2 separate regions of the Homo sapiens genome follow, and region 1 is linked to region 2. A link is a loop called in an ENCODE intact Hi-C map of the cell type or tissue named here. Cell type or tissue: dorsolateral prefrontal cortex. All regions are shown on one strand. Each heading gives the region's core, and the rest is flanking DNA. Links, peaks and the distances in the headings are about the cores only. Region 1 overlaps PRKCB (protein kinase C beta). Region 2 has its middle 35 kb from the start of RBBP6.

What was found. Peaks named below come from ENCODE experiments on the same cell type or tissue, not always from the same donor. Only the 100,000 strongest peaks of a DNase experiment are listed, where the experiment ranks them.
Region 1: it touches region 2 in a loop (2.8-fold over the local background); 1 of 110 quality-filtered maps calls a loop at or near these places.

What each region holds. Positions count from the first base shown.
Region 1 is chr16:24,133,802-24,136,712 of GRCh38, forward strand. The region is part of intron 9 of PRKCB (protein kinase C beta); the gene reads left to right. Among named protein-coding and RNA genes, the nearest start is that of MIR1273H, 68 kb to the right of the region's middle. RefSeq lists enhancers at 1,815-2,350, 2,887-2,911. In dorsolateral prefrontal cortex, for the core only: no CTCF peak of the experiment used is centred there; no DNase peak of the experiment used is centred there; H3K27ac peaks cover 1,113 bases.
Region 2 is chr16:24,503,595-24,506,505 of GRCh38, forward strand. No RefSeq gene overlaps it. Among named protein-coding and RNA genes, the nearest start is that of RBBP6, 35 kb to the right of the region's middle. In dorsolateral prefrontal cortex, for the core only: CTCF peaks have their summits at 1,324 (motif pointing left) and 1,525; a DNase peak (open chromatin) is centred at 1,347.

The DNA of each region.
Region 1 (2,911 bases), core at 242-2,741, 370 kb before region 2:
GGCGGGACCTTGAAAGCTGGTTTTGTGATTTCAGTTGCCTCTTGCCATCTCTTCTCCACTTTGGGGTCCACACATCTTCCCAAACCCCTAGTTTAAATTTTTTTTTTTTTTTTGACAAGAGTCTCACTCTGTCACCCAGGCTGGAGTGCAGTGACGTGACCATGGTTCGCTGCAGCTTCAACCTCCCAGGCTCAAGCAATCCTCCCATCTCAGTCTCCCAAGTAGCTGGGACTACAGGCACATGCCACCACACCCAGCTAATTTTTTTATTGTTTTTGTAGAGACAGGGTCCCACTTTGTTGCCCAGGCTGGTCTCGAACTCCTGGGCTCAGGGAATCCTCCTGCCTTGACCTCTCAAAGTGCTAGGATTATAGGAGTGAACCACCATGCCCAGTCCAAACCACTACTCTTTCCTCTTCCTTTTTTCCTTTCTTTCTTCCTTCCTTCCCTTTCTCTCTTTTTGACTTTTTTGAAACAGCAGTTACAAAACGATTACAAGAGCTACCTAATGAGGCCAGGTGTGGTGGCTCATGGCTATAATCCCAGAGCCTCTAGAGGCCAAGCCTGGAGGATTGCTTGAGCTCAGGAGTTCAAGACCAGCCCAGCCTGAGCAACATAGCAAGACCTGATCTCTAAAAATGTGTTTAAAAATTAGCCAGACACAGCTGGATGCAGTGGGTCATACCTGTAATTGCAGCACTTTGGGAGGCTGAGGCAGGCAGATCACGAGGTCAGGAGTTTGAGACCAGCCTGGCCAACATAGTGAAACCCCATCTCTACTAAAAATACAAATAAAAATTAGCCGGGCGTGGTGGCGCATGCCTGTAATCCCAGCTACTCAAGAGGCTGAGGCAGGAGAATCACCTGAACCTGGGAGTCAGAGGTTGCAGTGAGTCGAGATCATGTCACTGCACTCCAGCCTGGGCGACAGAGCGAGACTCCGTCTCAAAGGAAAAAAAAAAAAGCCAGACACACTGGCACACAGTTGTAGTCCTAGCTACTCTGGAGGCTGGGGCAGGAAGAGAGGTTGAGCCCAGGAGTTCGAGGCTGAAGTGGCTATGATTACACCATTGCACTCCAGCCTGGACAGCAGAGGGACACCCTGTCTCTTATATATTTAGAAAGCTGCATAATGACATTTGTGGGTTTCTCCTTCTTCCATGAAAAAAAAAGCAAAAAATGGTATCTCATGACTGCATTGGTATGAAGACAAATATATTAATATTACATATTAAAACATGTACTTCCACCTAGGTTCACTTTTTTCCTTGTGATTTAAAAAAAAAAATTAAAGTGCCTTATGAACCTTGAAAACAGCATGGGCCCTGAGCACTGTGCCTGGTGGGTTTTGATGGAGAAGTCAGCCCTATGTTCCAGCTCCAGCATCTCAATAGCACCTCCCTCTGCAGCCTCCAAACTTTTCTTCCCAAAGGCCAGGGTGCTTAACTACCATGCTCTGTGAGCATGAGAGAGCATTCCAGAGTTCCAGGCCCCAGACCTCAGTGTCCCTTTTTTTTTTTTTTTTTTTTCCTTTTTGAGACAGAGTCTTGCTCTGTTGCCCAGGCTGGAGTGCAGTGGGGTGATCTTGAGTCACTGCACCTCCCAGGTTCAAGCAATTCTCCTGCCTCAGCCTCCCGAGTGGCTGGGATTACAAACGCCTGCCACCACGCCCAAGTAATTTTTATGTTTTTAATAGAGACAGGGTTTCACCATGTTGGCCAGGCTGGTCTCGAACTCCTGGCCTCAAGTGATCCGCCTGCCTCAGCCTCCCAAAGTGATGGGATTACAGGCTTGAGCCACCACACCTGGCCTCACAGCATCATCTGCTGGAGCCAAGCCCGGCACCAGATTTTAACAGGAAGAAATTGCCTGAGGAGATTAAAAGGCAGCTTAGTTCATGCCAGGAACAAAGGCCTTCTCTAAAGTCTGAGCTTCTGTTGTGGGAGTCTCTACTAATTTTAATCTCATTAGTGGTATGTATTCACACACAGACATATACATACATACATTAGATGTGGTTATATAATCCTACAGACAAAAGCACTTCCCTGTACTTCAGCCTGCTTTGCTATCTTCCTGCACCATATGGTGAGTTCCTTTATCATATGGTTCACAGATAGCTCAAAGTGTTTGCTACCTGTTTCCTTAATCCTCTTCCAGAGAACCTTTTTGACATTTGCTGTCTGATCTTGGATTCCTGCCTTCTCTTTGGTTCTATCGCAATTATGTCACTTCCCTGCCCCCACCAAGCCTTCAACCTTTCCTTCTTTCATATGCAATTCTGATTGCAGCGTGTTTTTTTTTTTTTTTTTGCCAACTCATCTTCCCAGATCCTCGTGAGGCCCTTCTTCCACCTTCCCGAATTTTCCAGGTCTCTCCTCAATGAAGTGACTTACTGCTCTTCCGCAGCCTCTGCCTTCAATTCTCAGAAGGTAGTATGTTACAAGACAAGATAAGGTTCATTTTTCTCAAGAAAATAAATTATATCAAGGAAAATGAAATGTCAGGAATTTAAGTTTTACAACCTTCCATCTGCTGCAAGTAGATTGTCAAGCCAGAGTGAGTAAAGCGGGTATTTGCTGAGAAGACATGGCTTGTTTCTGTGTATCTCAAGACACCCAGAGGCAAGAAGTGCCACCTGAATGAGAGAGCTTCCAGCAGTCTGATAACCATGGCTCCATCTGGGGGGTTGTAGGGGGGCCCCCAGCCTGTCATCCCTGCTTCTCGATGACATCTCTCTGCAGATACGCATCAGCACCACCTCTCTCAGCCTTGTTGATGCTTCTCAAGTCTCCATGTCTAATTCTCACATGTAGAATATCCTAGGAATCTAAAATCCCGGGAAAGAAAAACTGATGGGCCAGTGTGGACCAGGGATCCCTAGGATCCAATTCACTGTGACCGGGGAAGC
Region 2 (2,911 bases), core at 203-2,702:
AAGAAACTGAGGCTCAGCAAAGTACATACTTACCCAGGCCACACGGCTGGCAAACAGCAGTGCCAAGATTTGAACCCATGTCTGTGTGACCCCCAAAGAGCCACAGACAGAGATAAATGAAGGAGGGAGGTGGAGAGTTTTCTCCCTGGTTCAACGAACCCAAAAGATGTGTCTCAAAGACCAAAAACATCCGCACCTGGGGGCCGGGCACGGTGGCTCACACCTGTAATCTCAGCACTTTGGGAGGCCGAGGCAGGCAGATCACCTGAGGGCAGGACTTCAAGACCAGTGTGTCCAACGTGGCAAAATCTTGTCTCTACTAAAAACACAAAAATTAGCCGGGCATGGTTGCACCTACCTACAGTCCTAGCTACTAAGGAGGCTGAGGCAGGAGAATCACCTGAACCCAGGAGGTGGAGGTTACAGTGAGTCAAGAGCACCCCACTGCACTCCAGCCTGGGCAACAGAGCAAGACTCCATCTCAAAACAACAAACAACAACAACAAAAATATCTGCACCTGGGAAATGCTCAAAGCCTTTTGTATTTCATAGATCCCAGGCCTGAAATATATCAGCTGGTTCCTAATGGCAGTCAGGCTCTTGCCAATCTCAGCATCACACTGTGATTAAGAGCCCAGTGCTACATCTCCGTGCCGGCTTTTCATCTGTAACATGAAACTATACCTACCCCATAGAGTGTTACAATCATGAAATCAGTTAATAAGTGTAAAATTATTTAAGTTCCCAATACATCGTCAATACTCGGAAATTGTTATTATTACCTCCAGCTTTCGCTTTCTTTTGTGTCCTTTGTTCCCTGATGATTTCTCAGAAGTAACTCAATAAATTTGCCCTCCATACAAATCTCCATTCTCTTAGTCTAGTGATAAAATCCGAGGGTTGGTTGAGAAGGACAGAGAGCAACCTTGGAAAATGTGTTTGTATGACCAGCGCGGTTTCACAGGTTAAGTCATCTTCCCCTCCCGACACTTTTTTCAGGCTGGGTCTCGCTCTGTTTCCCAGGCTGGAGTGAAACAGCACAATCATAGCTCACTGCAGCCAGCCTAAACCTCCAGGGCTCAAGCAATCCTCCCAGCTTAGCCTCCCAAATAGCTGGGACAATAGGCCCTCGTCACAACTGCTGGCTAATTTTTTCGTATTTTGGAGCTCTCACTTTGTTGCTCAGGCTGGTCTGGAACTCCTGGGCTCCAGTGATCTTCCCGCCTCAGCTTCCCAAAGTGCAGAGATTACAGGCGTGAGCCACCGCGCCCTGCCTGGACACTTTAGAAATGGTGTTTTGGGCTGGGTTTAGGAGCTTTGAACTTTGGGGTTAGCCTGACCTCTAGTGGGCAAACAGAAAACAGTACAAAGCTGGCGGGAGATGCTCAAATGTGGCAAAGCGAAGTCCCCGCCCTGGCAGGACGCTTTATTGAGTAGCTGTTATTGACAGCTTACTAGATGTTGAATTTAAGCACCTCATTGAAGTCCACACAGATTGTAAGTGGCAGGGTTGGGGTCTCCCAAGCCTGTCTGGCCTCAGAGCCTTCTTGTTTATCCACAAGGCACAGCGCCTGGCTGGAGAAAACCATCACGTTGCATCCAGACAGGTGACCCAGTGGATAAAGCCCTTCCCTTACATCATTGAAACAACACACACATCCTGTGACAAAGGTTATTACACCCACTTCTTACACCTAGAAGCTGCAGTGCTCAACAGCCTAGCCCAAAGTCATACTCCGTCCTTCATTCAATGCTAATTTATCACTCAGTCTTCAGCATAGTGCTGGACACTGGAAATAAATGGAAAGCAAAACACACAAGATCCCTACCCTGCCCGCAAAAGGCTTGGAGATTAATCAGTTGCTACCAGAACTGAGGTCCCCGTTGCCCAGGCAAATGATCTTTTTGCTATGACACTAGGAATGCCAGCTGATTTTCTGGGTGGCTAGTTTTTGGTTTATTTGCTTGTTGTTGTTTTTTTGTTTGTGTTTTTGGTTTTTTTGAGACAGACTCTTGCTGTGTCACCCAAGCTGGAGTGCTGTGGTGTGATCTCAGCTCACTGCAACCTCTGTCTCCTGGGTTCAAGCGATTCTCGTGCCTCAGCCTCCCAAGTAGCTGAGACTACAGGCACCCACCACCATGCCTGGCTAATTTTTATTAGACGGGATTTCACCATGTTGGCCAGGCTGGTCTCAATCTCCTGACCTCAAGTGATCCACCTGCCTCAGGTGTCCCAAAGTACTGGGATTACAGTTGTGAGCCACTGCACCTGGCCTGGTCTTCTTACCTGGACTAGAAATTCAGCAAAGATGGGGATACTAGGGCTTAATTTTCTTTTACTCTATCCACAGATCCAGAGCCTGAGTCCAGTTCTGCCTGACTCCAAATTTCACCTTTTTTTCCCTTTTCTTTTCTTTTTTTTTTTTTTTTAATGAGACAAGGTCTTGCTCTGTCACCCAAGCTGGAGTGCAGTGGCACGATTATGACTCACTGCAGCCTCAATCTCCCAGGCTCAAGCAATCCACCCACCTCAGCCTTCCAAGAAGTTGAGACTATAGGCGCACACCACGCCTGGCTAATTTTTTTTATTTTTCATTTTTTAAAAATGTTTTGTAAAGATGGGGTTTCACTGTGTTGCCCAGGCTGATCTTGAACTCCTGGGCTCAAACAACCCTCCCATCTTGGCCTTCCAAAGTGCTAGGATCACAGGCATGAGTCACTGAGCCCTCTTTTCTTTTCCCTTAATTTTTATCTTAAGGACGGGATCTTGCTCTGTTGCCGAGACTAGAGTGCAGTGGCACAATCATAGCTCACTGCAGCCTCAGACTCTTGGCCTCAACCAATCCTCCTGTCTCAGCCTCTCACGTAGCTGGAACTATAGGCACAAATCACCACGCAATCTCACACTTTT